Linked DNA regions of Homo sapiens: region 2 is linked to region 1. Evidence: chromatin loops called from intact Hi-C (ENCODE). Cell type or tissue: Caco-2. All regions are shown on one strand. Region 1 has its middle 220 kb from the start of CELF2-DT. Region 2 overlaps LINC02663 (long intergenic non-protein coding RNA 2663).

What was found. A loop is a pair of places that touch in the nucleus more often than their neighbours do. Peaks named below come from ENCODE experiments on the same cell type or tissue, not always from the same donor. Only the 100,000 strongest peaks of a DNase experiment are listed, where the experiment ranks them.
Region 2: a loop joins it to region 1, with 3 times the contacts of the local background. A loop is called at or near these places in 7 of 110 quality-filtered maps.

What each region holds. Positions count from the first base shown.
Region 1 is chr10:10,676,332-10,684,331 of GRCh38, forward strand. It overlaps a transcript of CELF2 not described here. Among named protein-coding and RNA genes, the nearest start is that of CELF2-DT, 220 kb to the left of the region's middle. In Caco-2, a CTCF peak has its summit at 1,329 (motif pointing left); DNase peaks (open chromatin) are centred at 1,350 and 4,360.
Region 2 is chr10:9,600,198-9,608,197 of GRCh38, forward strand. The region is part of intron 5 of LINC02663 (long intergenic non-protein coding RNA 2663); the gene reads right to left. Among named protein-coding and RNA genes, the nearest start is that of LINC02663, 270 kb to the right of the region's middle. In Caco-2, no CTCF peak of the experiment used is centred here; no DNase peak of the experiment used is centred here.

The sequences.
Region 1 (8,000 bases):
GAACTTTTTCCCTTCTCCTGGGTCAGTGGCGCTCTGATAAAACTCTAGCACATTAGACCGTGGTTAACTAGCTTTTCCTAAGGGTAGACTTTGTTTAAAAGAACAGAGTGATCTGGTGTGTTTCAAAAATGGTTCCTTGGCCTCTCCCCATGCCAGAAGCAAAGCACCAAGAGATTTTTCTCTTACATTCACTGTGAGGATCTGGTCAAGCTCCTGCAGGTAAAATTCACAAAAGTGTGATGGGGTTCCCCTAGAGCTTTTGGTTCTCAGGCTTGTTCACACCAAGCCTCCAGTGAGTTGCCAGTTACAGTTCCAGTTTTCCTACCCCAGCACTGGTTCCATGGAGGTTTCTGCTCCTGTAGGTTCTGATTTTTTTTGTGTCTGCCTATGATGTGTTTCCAGTTTGGAGGGCAGAGGTTTGTCCTGTGAACCTACTTCTTTTACAGATCTAAGAAGAGCTGTTGTCCTGCATTGTTTTACTTGTTATTAGGGGGGAGTGACAGCTTCCACACTGGCTAAGTATGGAACCAGAAACAGACAGTACTTTTAGACTCTTAATAACCAAGAATGCCAAATTATTTGGGGAATTAAATTAAACCTGTCTTTACAATCATTCATTATTCTAAGGGCTAGATGAACTAAATACTTAACCTTTAATTGCCTCCATTTATTAACAATGTAAAGTCTTTTAATATGGTCCAAAAAAGCAGACCAGTTCAGCCCAGCTGCTCATGGTTTTACTTGACAGCTGTAAAATAATGAGGGCTATAGCAATGTATAGTCTGCAGAGAGAAATCAGCCAAGATTATTCTCTGGGGACATTAGAATATACAGTTACAGGATGTTAATAAAATACTTTGGAGGTTCACATCATTTACATAGAAACCAAGTAAGTACCATTTATACACTGACTGAGTGGGTCTTACGCTTGTGGACAGAGCCTTTGGCTACACCCTTTTCTACTGGGTCATAGAATTTATGGCTGCTAAAAGGTCCTGGCATAAACCCATGAATTGAATGGTGATAGCAGAAACCAACTGCCCCTTTTGGAAAGGTAGAAGCAGTTCTGACTGTTGAGGTTTGGACCACAGGGCAAATAAAGCTTTGTATTTCTCTAAGATTCTCTGAGACGGTCACAATCAGAATTATTTAGGTACTTATTGAAAAATGCATATCCCTGGGGCCCCAATACTGAATATTGAATCAGTGTCTCTAGAGTGGGACCCAGAAATCAGAGTACCTGCAAATTCCACTGAATGATTGTCAACACACGTTAAGATTTGAGATCCTCCATTAGTGTAGCCAAGCTCTCCTTGAAACCGCATGCGGTAGTGCCACCCAGTGGTTTGTTCTCTACAACTGTGCTCTTTGCTTGGAAGCAGCCTCATGTTTATTGTTTTACATGCTCAAAGATGGCTGACTCAGGCTTTGGGGGAATCCTAGCTGTTCTCTGCTAAGCAATGAAACAAGTTGCCACAGGGTCAATTTGATTGAGTTGCTCAGTTGGCAAGAACAAGCCACTAATCAATAAGACTAGCCTGATTATTTAGGACTATATGAACAATGGAATCAGATGAAGGCAAGTAATGCAATTGCCAGGAATTGACTTGTGACAGTCAATCTGGGTGACTTTTGAAAGACAGTCACTTTATAACATGACCTAGTAAGTTACCATCTTTAGTGTATATGTATTACTCTGCCTGAGCAGACTACTGGTGCAAGCCTGTGACAAAACTCTCTGCTTCTTTGGCATATTCTGACTATTCTACTCAGTTAGCTGTCTAGCCATCTTTATAATCTTTTTCTCTTTATTGCCTGTAAAATTACTTTATAGGAGATACTTATGGATCCACACATCTAGCAAAAATTATTTCCAAATTGTGTTTTAGGTTTGTTTGATTGTTTTATGGTCAAGAAATTATATCTGATATTTTAAGAAGTTAAATGAACATTTAAAATTGTTTTGCCTTACTGTGACCGTATTACAGCATCTATATTTCAGGCAGTAATCAGATTTGTCAGATAGTAAGCACTGGTGACTGCTAAAGTTCAATGATCTGGCTGTAAAGAATTATGTTATTTTGCAGCTGGTCTTTGCTACCTGAAAGATGATGGTGGTCTTTCCATGGAACAGCACTGCACAAGGTGCACATAGGAGGCTTGGTTACATAAACATGGTTGACCATCTGCAGGGCTGATCTTTGATTCCAGCCTCACCAAAGTCAATGTGTTAGTGCACGACCCAAGGCCCCACAGTGTAGATATGCAATGACGGCCAAAAGGCCAGAAACTGCACCAAATGCATCTCTGTGAGTGAAGGAGATTGACTGTTGATAGGGTTGAATTTTGCTTGTGATCAATCCATTAAAAACTGTTTTAAGCACACAGCATTCCCAGAACTTGGATAGGTGATTAAATAGGGGGTGAGATCCCAGTTCCTGTTCATGGAGGAAGTTATAGTTCTCTGTTAGGATCCTTTTGGAATCTACTGGGGATCTGAGCTTTCGAAGTCATTTAACCTGCACAAATGGGGTTTATGCTGCTACAATGAGGTCAAAATAAGATGAAACAAATACTCCATTCCAGGATACACATATAAACAGTAGAACAGAATTTCTAAGTCTCCAGAAAAGAGCAAATAAAACAAATCAAAACCAATATTCCCTCACATGGCCAGGGGAATTGTGATTATGGTCCTTGAACAACTAAGCTAAAATAAAGGGATTTCAGGAGAGTTTTGTTTATCTCCACCCCCTACTTTAGCATATTGTTGTAAAAAGCTAAAATAATACTTGTTTATTTATAAGCTGGTGGCTATAATTTATCAAGAATGGTAGGAGATGGTGCAGTATGATATATCTCCAATTTGAATTCATTTTAGTGACTGCTCTCTTCATGAAAAATAGGCAGTAGCCCCTGAGTAATAAGACTAAGGACAAAATGGTAATCTTTTCTTATGTTTTGTTTTTTGTTTTTGTGACAAAGTCTCAATCTCTCTACCAGGCTGGAGTGAAATGATGTGATCTCGGCTCACTGCAACCTCCACCTCCTGGGTTCAAGCCATTCTCCCGCCTCAGCCTCCCAAGTAGCTGAGAATACAGGCACCCTCCACCATGCCCGGCTAATTTTTGTATTTTTAGTAGAGATGGGGTTTCACCATGTTGGCCAGGCTGGTCTCAAACTCCTGACCTCAAGTGATCCGCCAGCCTTGGCTTCCCAAAGTGCTGGGATTACAGGTGTAAGCCACCATGCCTGGCCCTATGTTTTACTTTTAAAAACCTTTTTTATCATGAAAAAATTTGAACATACCCAAAAGAACACCAGGATAATGAACTCTCATATATCCATCTAGTTTCCACAATTATCAACACAATATTGACATTTCAAAATAAAACTGTTACTTATATTACTCTTTTAAATGTATTCAGTAGATACATGGCACATGGTGATACACATTGCTGTCCATTGAAAAATACACGATAAATACATGAATGTTACATTATTCCTTTTTCTCCTTCAATTTAGAATGGTAATCTCTGGTATAGGTGAATGCTTCAGTTGCTGCACTGAACCTTGTGTGAATGTGTGTGAATATCTTCCTCTACAGGGAGTTTTTCCTCTTTATTAAAATACTGAGATATTATAAATACAGAAGAGTATATAAAATGTATATTTACGGGTTAAAGAATAATGATACGTTAATACTCATTTAACCACCACCAGATCAAGAATCATTAGCATTCTCGAATCAACATGCTATCCACTCCCCAAAACATGCACAAAACTCGGGTAGCATGATTTGTATGTATGTACGTATGTATGTATGTATGTATGTATGTATGTATGTGCGTATGTGTATAAACAAATAAAAAAATGTATATACACTGCAGAGTTTGGGAGTCCCCAAGACCACCCCCACTTCTGACACCAGTTGCAAGTTTAGGGATCCCCAAGACTACCTTCAGGTTTGAAAATTTTCTAGAAAGATCACGAAACTCACTAAAGTGCTCATACTCAACAGTTTTGGTTTATTATAGTGAAAGGATGCAGATTAAAATCAGCCAAGGGGAGGGGCACATGGGGCAGGATCCAGGACAGTTCCAAGAGCGAGGCTTCTAGTAATCCTCTCCCACTGGAGTTTTGCAGACAGTGCTTTCTTCTCCCAGAAACATGATGTATGACAATTTGTATGCTATAGGCCAACCACAGAAGCCCACCAAGCTTGTTGTCCAGAGTTCTTATTAGGGCCCAGTTACATAAACACGTTGACTATATGCAAGGCCTTTGTCTCCAGCTTCACCAAAAATCACTTGGATAGCGCGTGGCCCAAGGCCTCTGACATAAATCACATTGTTAGCATAGCCTATCTGGTGCAGTCCAAGAGGCCCAGGTAAACAGTGACACTCATATCAAACAGGACATTCCAAGAACTTAGCCATGATTTCCCAGGGCGAAGGGAAAAGGCCAGAGCTCTCTTTTAGCAAGGTTAATTGTTTACTACGTATATATGAATAGGTATGTTTATGTGTTTATATCTTTTCATTAAAAATATAGTTTGGTTGTGTCCATTTTTCAATTTCATATAAATGCTTAAGTATTATTTGTATAAGTTACAGAAATATGTAGACATTTTTAGTTTCATGTAAATTCCTCATGTAAATAATAATTAGATATATACTTAAATATTTTGATTTGCTTCTCTCAAGGGTTTTTATTTATTCTGTATTGAATTAATGATCTAGATATTCTTATCAAATATTAAGAATAAAGTCTTATCAGATGAAGAGTAGAACTGATGAGTATCTAAAGTACAGCAATGAATTCAGCCTAGGACTTCCAGCACAGACAGCTAAGGACTCCATTTATTCATGTTTATATCCCTCATAGTCTGCTGTGAGTGACCTATGGGCCCCAGGACAAAATACAGTTCTTTTTATTTTAATGGTCTGAAAAGTTAGCATTCACCTACCTTATTGATCAGCGTCAGTTGTTAGGGTCTCATCACATTATCTGCCTCCAAACCTCCAACCGAGATGAAATCAATGACTGCCCAGGTCAGGGGTTAGTACACTTTTCTAAAAGGGCCAGGTTGTAAATATTCTAGGATATGCAGGTCATACCCTCTCCATTCCAACTACTCACCTACTGTCCTCATAGAGTGGAAGGAGCCACAGACTATATATAAACAAGTGCGTATGGCTGTGCTCCAGAAAACTTTATTGGTCCCCAGTGAAATTTTAATTTCATAAAATTTTCACATGCCATGAAATAGTGCTGTTCTTTTGATTTTTTTTAACCATTTAAAAAAGTAAAAATGATTCTTAGCTCACAAGTCAGAGGCTAACAGGCTAGATTTGGCCCATGAGCTACAGTTTGTCAAGTCCTAGTCTAGGTTCATGAATTCAAGGATTCTAGAATGAAGATCAGGTTTTTCATTTATAATAGCATATTCCTCCCAGCTCCTAATTCATCAATCTTACACCACTGACAACCATGAAAATGAATTTTAACTCATATAAAACCCATTTTGGAACCAAGTTTGTTTGTATTGCTTAGCTAAAACATAAAAAAGCTTACGTGTAGTAAATGGATTTCAGTAAACATTTGACCCAAACAACTGGCTAATGTTCTAGATTTTACCATCAAAATAAAACAGATTAAGAGATTTCCAGAATAATCCTCTGACATTAAGTCTCTAGACAGAATTTCTGTGGCAGAAGAAGGGCTTGAATTTCCTTCTTTACCTCTCATTCAATTGATATGGTAAAATAGAAGGTAGCCAACAGGTATCAAAATCCTCAATGTAATATGGACCACCCCGAGTAAAATCTTATTTGCGTAGATGTAGTAGAAATCAAAAATCAATTAATGCAGCAATATTATTTTACTCTGACGGGGAACAACAAGCCTTCCACAAGTAAATTTCACTTCTGCATTCACTGTAGGTCGGTGAGCACAATGAGAAATTTACAAGAGCAAATGACACAAAATTAATCTCAGTTGTTACCCATTGCTTCACCGTTTTTCTTAAAGAACAATTTTTTGAAAAATTACATGTTAGCATAGAGCATGTTTCACAAATTGGAGGACTGTGCTTCATTACTTCTATTTTCTTCATATTTAGGTCTACAGAGCTACACAAAGGAGTGATCCGGCCCATCAGGTAAGAGCTTGCTTCTTGCGCAGACTGAAGGTGTTCCGTTTGAAGAGCACCTGCTAGACAAGTAGTGAGGGTGGTTTATTCCCTTGGCTTTGGTTTTCTGCTTTTTGTCGTTCCTGGGATATAAACATTTCTCTTGTTTCTCTTTGCATTTTTTTTTTCTTCTGGATTCAGTTTACTGTTGAATCTGATCCATTGTCTCTTTGGATCACATTTACATAAGAGCCTACCTGTTATTGGATATCAGCATTCCTGGATGACTGTTTGATTGCACATTTCTGTATTACGATCGCTTTTGTTCTATTACTAGGTGTTTTCTTGTGTTTTCCCCCAAAACGTCGGCTTCTTTGTAAAAAGTATTTTGAGTAACAGTATTAGGAGACTGTTCTGAAACTGAATTCTATGGGTCTGTTTTGAGAATGGAAGCAGTCAGCTGTATATGAACTCCATCACTCCTGGATTGACAACATGGACCAGCAAGCCCCCAGTGCCACACTCACAGAACGCAGCAAGACCCTGTGAAAACAGATCACACTTGCTTTCTCTTTTCTCTAATTTCAAGTATCAAAATAGCACCCAAATTTAAGAGAATAATTAATTTGCCCTCTTAAATAATTTAACACGGGACATTTTCCCTACTATAGTATTTCAATATCCAGGGGCAAAGAAGACATGAACAGCGTAAAGGCAGCCAGAAGATACACAGAAACTGATCAGCTATTTTCGAAACATTCTCACAGAAAGTCTGTTCAAAAGTTCTTTTCCTCCTCCACTTAGGTTTTTAAATGTCATTGCAATTGAATGTTGAGCCCTGCAAAATCCAGGGCATTGTTACTGATAAATAACTCCTATTAATAGCGATTTCATTCATTGGAGCTTTTAATTCATTTTGGTTTTGTTGATTTTCATGCTTGTGTTTTCCATTCGTTTCAATACGGTCCATCTTTCTGTTTCTTTTTAATGTTTTAATCCAATTACCAGCCCCATAAACACGTATTTGCCACATCTACAGTAGGTGCACTGAGCTGTGAGCAGAAGTGATTTCTGATTACAGACAGGCTCATTCTCAAGGGGCAAGAGGAATAACATGTAGTGAACTGAATAAAATAATAATGGAAAATACCTTGTTAGGTGACATATGGCGCAGTTTTAGAGTACAGATGGGAAAGAAAAAGTTACTCAATCCTAAAACACATATGCATTGCGTGGATAGCAGTTGTAATGTAGATCATATATGATGGGCTTGGTTATGAAAGAAAAAAACTTACGATTTCATTGCTCAAGTGTGTTCATTAATATTAGGATTAGCCTCTCTAACTGAGAAGGTGACAAAAAGCAATTTAGATTCTTTAAAACCCTAGAGTTTTGTCAACAGGAGGACCAAAGGCAAAAGTCGTCAGGCAAGAGGGTCCCCAGGACCTCTGGATTTTCTATTCTCCTTTTTCCTCTTGACTGTTTCTCTTTCCTTTCACTCCTTTTCAGAATTTCTACCTTTAGGGACTCCTACTCCCACCCACAGAAAAAAAAATCGCACGTACTTTCTGTACCTTTAGTTATGATTAATAACACCTTGGGGAATTACCTATGTTACAACCTTTACATATCACAGGGATTCCTACCTCGGGATGAAGGGATGAAGCACGGATGATAGAGGACTGTGGCTATTTCAGTAGGAGTCAACAGATGAGCAAACATTCTAGGGAGTAATGGGGCCTTCACAAATCCTCTAGAATCATCATCAGATTGCACCACGAATTACACTGTTCCTCTATCAGTGTGCAAGTTGATATACAATTATCTAATTGTAGTCAGAGCCCAAACAAAGTGAGTTTGGAAACCA
Region 2 (8,000 bases), 1.1 Mb before region 1:
AGAAAAATATTTAAAAGAATGAAGAGGGAGGACTTAAACTATGTGATTTCAAGATTTTCTATAAAGTAACAATAAATACAACAGTGTGATATGAGAATAAGATAGATGAATAGATCAATGGAACAGAATAGAAAGTCCAGGAACAGACCCACCCATATATTTGATTTTCAACAAAAGTACCCAGGCAATTCAATGAGAAAAGAGTAATCCTTCAACAAATAATGCTGGGAAAACCGAATAATCATAGGCAGAAAAGTAATCAAGACTTATTACTTACCTAAAAACATATAATAATTATTTTCAAGATCCTATTTCTAAATATGAGAGCTAGAACTGTAAAACATCTAGAAAAATCATATGAGAAATTACTTGGAACATTGTATTAGGCATTGTACTTAGATGTATTTCTTTTAGAGAAAATGTGATAAAATTTACTTTATCAAATTTAAATTATTTTCTATTTTCAAAAGAAACTGCTAAGACAGTAAAAGACCCAAGCCATAGACAGAGAGAAATTATTCATGGAATATATACTGATAAAGAGACATGTTTCTAGATATATAACAGACTATTATATTTATGTATATTAATACTAGCATTGTCAAGAGACTTCAATAGACCCATCATCAAAGAAATAAATGAATGGCAAATATCATAGGGAAAACGTTCAACATCATTGGTCATAAGAAAAATGCAAATTTAAGCCACAGTGAGCCTCTACATACCTACTAGAACGACAAAAACTATAAAGGCTAACCACATCAAGCACTGGTGAGGACACAGTAGAGCTGTAACACTCAATCACTCCTAGGATGAACGCAAAATCATGCAACCACTTTGGAAGACAATTGGATGTTATCATAATGTTAAACATGCATTTATCATATGACACAGCCGCACAACTCCACAGATGAAAATGTTTATCTTTACAAAGACTCACACATGAATGTTCAATGGTACTTTGTAACAGCCTTAAACTAGAAAGTTTTCAAATGCCCACCAACTGAGGGGTGGCAAAAAAAAAAAAAAACATGGTATATGCATATAATGAAATATGAATATCCATGAAAAGGAAAGAACAACTCATCTACGCCACAATATAGATTAATCTTGAATATGCTAAGTAAAGAAGACGGTCATAAAACTCTACAAACTATTTGATTTCATTTAGATGAAATTCTTGAAAAGGCAAAACTGTAGTGAGTGACCACTGATCAGTGTTTGCTATGGTCTGGGAGTTGGGGGAGGTGATTGACAATAAAAGAGAGTTTGGGGGGGTGATATATACATTTTATATTGTGATTGTGCTGGGTGTTGGGAGAGTTTACAACTGTCAGAATTCATATGATGCACTTAAAATTAGTGAATTTTATAGCTCATAAATTAGACATTGATAGAACCCAGCAAAAAAAAAAAAAAAAAAAATAGAAAAGATTGTCCTTTACATTTTTGTTTTAAGTACATATTTATTTTTATAACATTTTATTTGGATTTTTATTTTTTCTTTAAGGTAGCCTCCTTATTGCATAAACATCTAGGCACAGAGCATTTGGTCAAATACCAAACAAAAAAGTGTATTGCTCTTATTAGAATCACATAGTATAGTAAATACCTATCATGTTACAGTATAAATACATTAAAATGTCAGGTAGTGATAAGTACTATAAAAAATAAAACTGTGTAAGATGATAGAGATTAGCCTCTCTGATCAGAGAAATCCTCTCTGAAAACCTATTTGTATAAAATCTTGAATGAATGGAGGGATAAGTTATGAGGCTACACAGGCTCTTGGACTAGCAAATGTGAAAGGTCTGTGTTAAGAAGTTGCTATGATCTGAATGTTTGTGTGCACCTAAAATTCATATGTTGAAATCAAATCACCAATGTCATGGTACTAGGAAGAGGGCCCTTTAAGAGGTAATTAGGTCATGAGGATGGAATCCTCATTAATGGACTAGTGCCCTTCTATGAAGAGGACACAGAGCTAGCTAATCCCTTCCCACCATGTGAGCACTCAGCAGGAAGTCATCATCTATGAACCAAGAAGCTGGCTTGCACCAGACACAGAATCTGCTGGTGCCTTGATCTTGGAATCCCCATCCTCTGGAACTGTAATAAATAAATTTATGTTGTTTATAAGCCATCCAGTTTATGCTGTTCTATTTAGCAGCCTAAACAGACTAAGGCAGATGTAGTTGACATGTTCAAGGGATATTAAAAAAGGTTGTATGGCTTGAGTAAAGTAAGGGAGGGCGGGTAGGGTTAAAACAAAAAGAACCTGGAGAGATGAGCAGGGATTATATTGCCTTAGTGAACTGGTTTTTTCTAAGTATGATGCGAAGCCATTGCATGTTTTGAAAAAAGAAGTAACAGGATCTACTTTAGCTGAGACCATATATGGAGTAAAAGATCTGCGAAAGCTAAGCACAGACATACAGAAGTCACTGAAGAGGCTACAGCACTAGTCAAAGGGAGAAATGATGTTGGTATTGCTAAAATGTTAGCAGTGGAGGTGGTGAGAAGTAGTAAGATTCAGGATCTATTTTGAAGGTAACACTAATAATTGCTGACGTACCAGATATGGTGGATTGTAAATCACAAAGAGACACCAAATATGGCTTCGTGATCTTTGACCCCAGAAGCAGACAGAAGCCAAGGGCATAGTTCATCAGCACATCTCTCCTTTTTCCTACATCTTCTAAGTCTCCTTCTCAAACATCTTTTCTCTTAGCCTAGTCCCAGGTTTTATATCCCTTCTATTCTAAAAGAAACGTCTTATAAGTGTGTGCCTGCCACAAAACTTGGCACTGTTCTCAATTTCACACGTAAATAAAACTTTCCCTTTTCCTTTTATTTAAACCACTCAGAAGAGTATTCTACATTCACGTGTTCCATGTTTGCTTGTTTTTCAATTTTCAAATTGAAGTGTACACTTCAATCCACTTATGTCTGATTCTACCTCTACTATTGCTGAATCACCCTAGCTAAATTGTTGGGAGGAAGTCCCAATAAATTTTAAGAGGCTTTTCAGTTTGAGTAGCAAAGTTTAGATAGGTTTTATTAAAAATAGCCCGGCCGGAAGTGGTGATTCACGGCTGTAATCCCAGCACTTTGGAAGGCCGAAGCGGGCAGATCACCCAAGGTAGGTGGATCACCCGAGGTCAGGATTTTGAGACCAGCCTGACCAACACGGAGAAACCCTGTCTCCACCAAAAATACAAAATTAGCCATGTGTAGTGGCGCACGCCTGTAACCACAGCTACTTGGGAGGCTGAGGCAGGAGAATCGCTTGAACCCGGGAGGCAGGGGTTGCGGTGAGCCGAAATTGCCCCATTGCACTACATACAGCCTGGGTAACAAAAGCGCAACTCCATCTCAAAAAAAAAAAAAAAAAAAAAAAAAAAAGCCCAAGAGAAGGAAAGTGCATACTCAACAAATTACATTAAGCTCCACTCAACTTCCTTCTCTTGTCTTCAACTTTTGATTCTTATGGTTTGTTTTGGTCTTATTTTCTGGACTTTGAATGTGGTGCTTCTACCGTTTAAGTGTAACATCTTGATTTCACTTGCACGTGTAATTGCATCTAAAAAAAATCCCGCTAGATCTCTCATTATAACCCTGACTTTGGTTTCACCCTTGCTGTGCCATGTGACTTGTGTGGGGGAAGGTGTAGGGGTGGGTCACAGCTCACAGTATTTGAGGAGATCACAGAAGCAAGTTTTCTGAAGAGATATATGAGGCTAACTTCTTTTCTCCTTCCCTATAACTCAGAAAGAATTGATTTCTCTTTCAGGTAAACAAAAGCTGAAGATACAGCTACGTAAATTGAGCCTCAACAGTTTTTAATGATGAGGTTCCACATTGTTGCTTCTAGCCAGGCATCAGACCTCTCATATCTACTACCAGTCCAAGCTATATGAATTAAGTGAATTGGAAGAAGTAACAATCATTTTCAATTCCAAGATAATTTCCCAGTCAGCATTTATTGATCAATAAATGTCATATTAAACTTTAATTCCTTTAGGGCAACTAATATAAGTTTTAACTATGTCATTTCTCTTTCACATTCATTTCAGTAGGCTTCTGAATATTTACTAAAGTTGATTATCATTCTTAACACAGTGTAAGCCACAGAAGGGAAAACAGAAAACGTAAGAGACTCCCCCTGCTTTACTGATATCCCCAAAGCCTTCCGTTTTTTGTCACGGTTTTCTGGAAAATTAAACTTTCAAAGTTTTACTTTGCTGGGGAAGTTTTTTGGTATCAGCAGCCCTTTTCATCTGTATAATTTTTTTCTGCTTATTTAAATTAAAAGCTTAAGGTGTTGGATTCGTTCAAATCTCCAGTTTGAACCCTTTCATATGTTTTATAGTCACAATTAAGTTTTAATTCATTGGTCTTAGGTCAAGGAGAATGAGAAAGACAAATGTATGACACTGAACTGTAATTCATTATGTAATTTAAAATACTGATACCATTCAGCAATTTTTTATATTCACTATTTAGGTTTGAAATTTTTGTTTTTGACAGTTGTGTTTCAGTTATCAGTGGGATATGCAAGTTGTCTCACATTGAAAATGGGTAATGATAGCTATACCAAGAAATATACAGCAAATGGTGACTGTAGCTGAGGATTTACAGGCAGGCTAAAAACAAGCCTGGATTCACAAGAGATAACGTCTGCAGATGAGTCTCCTTCCAACTCCTTATTCACTGAACACAAACTGAGTTCATTTAATACTTGCCTCTAGTTAATCTCTGCTACCAACGCTTTGAATAAAAGGCATCCTTTAGGTGTCTGGATGTTTGTTATTCGACATCTTAGTCATGCTAAAGGTGGAAATGGGCTCCCGATGACTGTGTATTGACTTTGTGGGTGTTTGCATTTGTGTGTGCATCATGTGTGTGCTTCATCCGGCCAAGGCTACCCCCTTGACCACTGGGGTGATTTATATATACCTTTTAAGAGACTGAAAAAAGTAGAAAATAACAAAAGTGTGATCAACTTGTTCTATCATAATTCAGTAACAACAATAGATAGCAAGATATGTTCATAATTATACTAATCTTCCCTGCCTTTCATGATTTCTCAGTCAGTGGCTTCCCTGGGTCATGGGACAGACTCTGGCCAATGGGATGAGTGGGCATGACATTTGCTACATCAAAGCAAAAGTTTTAAATGCTATTATTTAATCTGGAGGCTTATTCACTTCCGCTCTCAACTGTGAGAACAGCATGTTCCATGCAGTGGCAATTCCTCCTGCTTGGATTCTGAAATGCTAAAACATGTGGATCCCTGCCTGCAAACCCACAGGACCCAGGACAACTGCCCTCATAGAGCAGGAGCAAAAAATAAACATGTGTTAATTGTAAGCCCCTGAGAATTTGAGAATCATTTTCCTCTAGGTAGCCTAACCTAGAGGAAAACGACTACTAACAGAGTTGTCAGGGGAGCATAAGAGTCTCTAGACAGAGGAGCCTCTTGAGGAAATCCTGAGATTTAAGAAGGCATACATTTCTTTGGAATGTTATGTATGAAAGGAATGAAGAAGAGATAGGATTAATAAAAGAAGTAAAGAAATTTAGCATTTAGGTGTGCCTTGATTGTTTTATTTTTGTAACTAAGTTATTCTTTTATTTACGTTGGTGATAGCTCAAATATCAATTAATTTTCTAGAGTTCCCTACAACACTTGAATTACATATTCTCCTGTGGTTGAGATGATAATGCATTTTCACTTCCAAAAAGGTACTTTATCTGTTATATGTTAAACTTACATTCCTTAATTATACAATGTCACTTATTTTGTATTATGGAGAAGCAATGCTTTCAAATTCACACTGCCATGATGTTTTTCTAAACAGGACTTGCTTCTGTTCTGTTGTAATCTTAGATAAACAGATATAACTTAGAATAAGTAGAAAGTATACCTAACTTTGTTGCTTTCTTTTGAACTTTTTTGCTTTACCTATGTTACTGTTAGCTCAGGGGAAGAGGCAAATTCTCCAGTGGGAAAAAAAACTTAAAAAAGTTATTGATTTTTAACAAATAGAAAATATATATATTTGAAAGTTTTTAAAATACAGAATTGAATAGAGTTCAATGTAAGGAAACCTCCTCATATTTCCTTTATCCTTTCCAGTTCCCATTGCCTATGACTAACCATTGTGAATAATATTTGAAACAAGGTCATATTCCATACACTTTATTAAGACTATTTCTGGTTTTTTAACATTATGAATGTTGTTCAATGTTTCTACATACTACCCATTCCATTCTTTTATTCTACAACATGGATGATCAGTATCTTCTTTAAACATTTTCCAAATTTCAACAAGTTGAGCTGGTTCTTACAAATAAAGCTGTAATATGCATCTTGGTACATATTTTCTTGCATATTTATGAGATAGATTACTAAAAGTATACTTGAGTTAAAATGTATATACAGTCCTCCCAAATGGTTTATATAATATATAATTCTGTCATCACTGTTTGAGATTCTTTTACTCTATATCCTCACAAACACAAGCTTTTATAAATCTATAAAAATGTTATGCCAGTAGGTAAGCAATATGTAACATCTTATTTAGTTACTGTTCTTGGACTACTGCTGTGTCGTTCTGTTGATAAGATCTTTGTATTTCTTATTCTGTGTATTCTCTGTTCATATTTCTTGACCTCGCTGCTGAGATTTTGTTTGTTTATTTTTTAGAGACAGAGTCTTGCTATGTTGCCCAGGCTGGTCTTGAACTTCTGGCCTCAAGTGATCCTCCTGCCTCGGCCTTCTAAAGTGCTGGGATTACAGGCATGAGCCACTATGCCCAGCCTTTTGAGATTTTTGAATGTGGATTTTTTAATTTGTAAATCTCATTTTTATATTTGAGACAGCAGCCTTTTGAGTAACCATGACAATAGTCTTTTCCTCTAGTACAATTTTGTTTGAACAAAGTAATTTACAAAGATCATAGACCATATAGTTTACAAATAACATGTATGGTGTGTTTTCCCAATAACATTTGCACCACATTTAGGGGCCAACTTGAAAAGGAGACCATATCGCAGGAATGTTAAGAACCCTATCTTAGGAATCAGGCAAATGTATGACACATTTCAACTTTGACATACATTAGCTGTGTAACTTAAGTAAATTATCTAAACTTTCTGATGTTCAATTTACCAGTTTTTAAAATGGAAAGAATATCTCTTTAATTTAGGTTTTTGTGAAAAATATTTTAAGTAAGAAAATGAGGTGTTCTAATATGCATTCCATGTGGGTACAGATATTTGTTTCATAATACTCAACTTTCTATAATTTCTATCCCACTTAGGTACAATGCATATAGATAGACAGATAGATAGATAGATAGATAGATAGATAGATAGATAGATAGATACACATACACACACATATATATATAAAACTGCCACAAAAATCATTACACGTGTGTCTATGTATGTGTAGGTATATATGTATACACATACATATATACACATATGTATATACATACATAATTATATGTGTATATATACACGCATATATACATACATAATATACATATGCATATACATATACATATATATTTATATATAAATATAAGTTTAAATGTATACATTTCTGTGTAATCAAGTAATCTAGAACAAATTCCTTATCAGAGATCACATTGGAATCTTGATAAAACGGGACGGAATAGCTTGAAATTAACTTTAAGCTACAAATTAAAAAATATTTATATACAGTATAAAATAGTTTTACAAACTAGTTTGATCATGGTGCATAAACTTCCAAATTATTATAGCAAAAATTTAGTACACTTGCTTCAGCAAAATTTTAAAATATATTTTCCAGTGGGGAGATATTAATGTAACTTAGTAGCTTTTATCTAATATGCAAACCCTGTGGCTCTTTGGAATATTGTGTTAAGAATTCTGAAGTCCACAGAAAAGAGAGCAGGGAGTAAGTAATGATGCTGCAGGAAGTGTGGTTTGGCAGTCACTTTTTC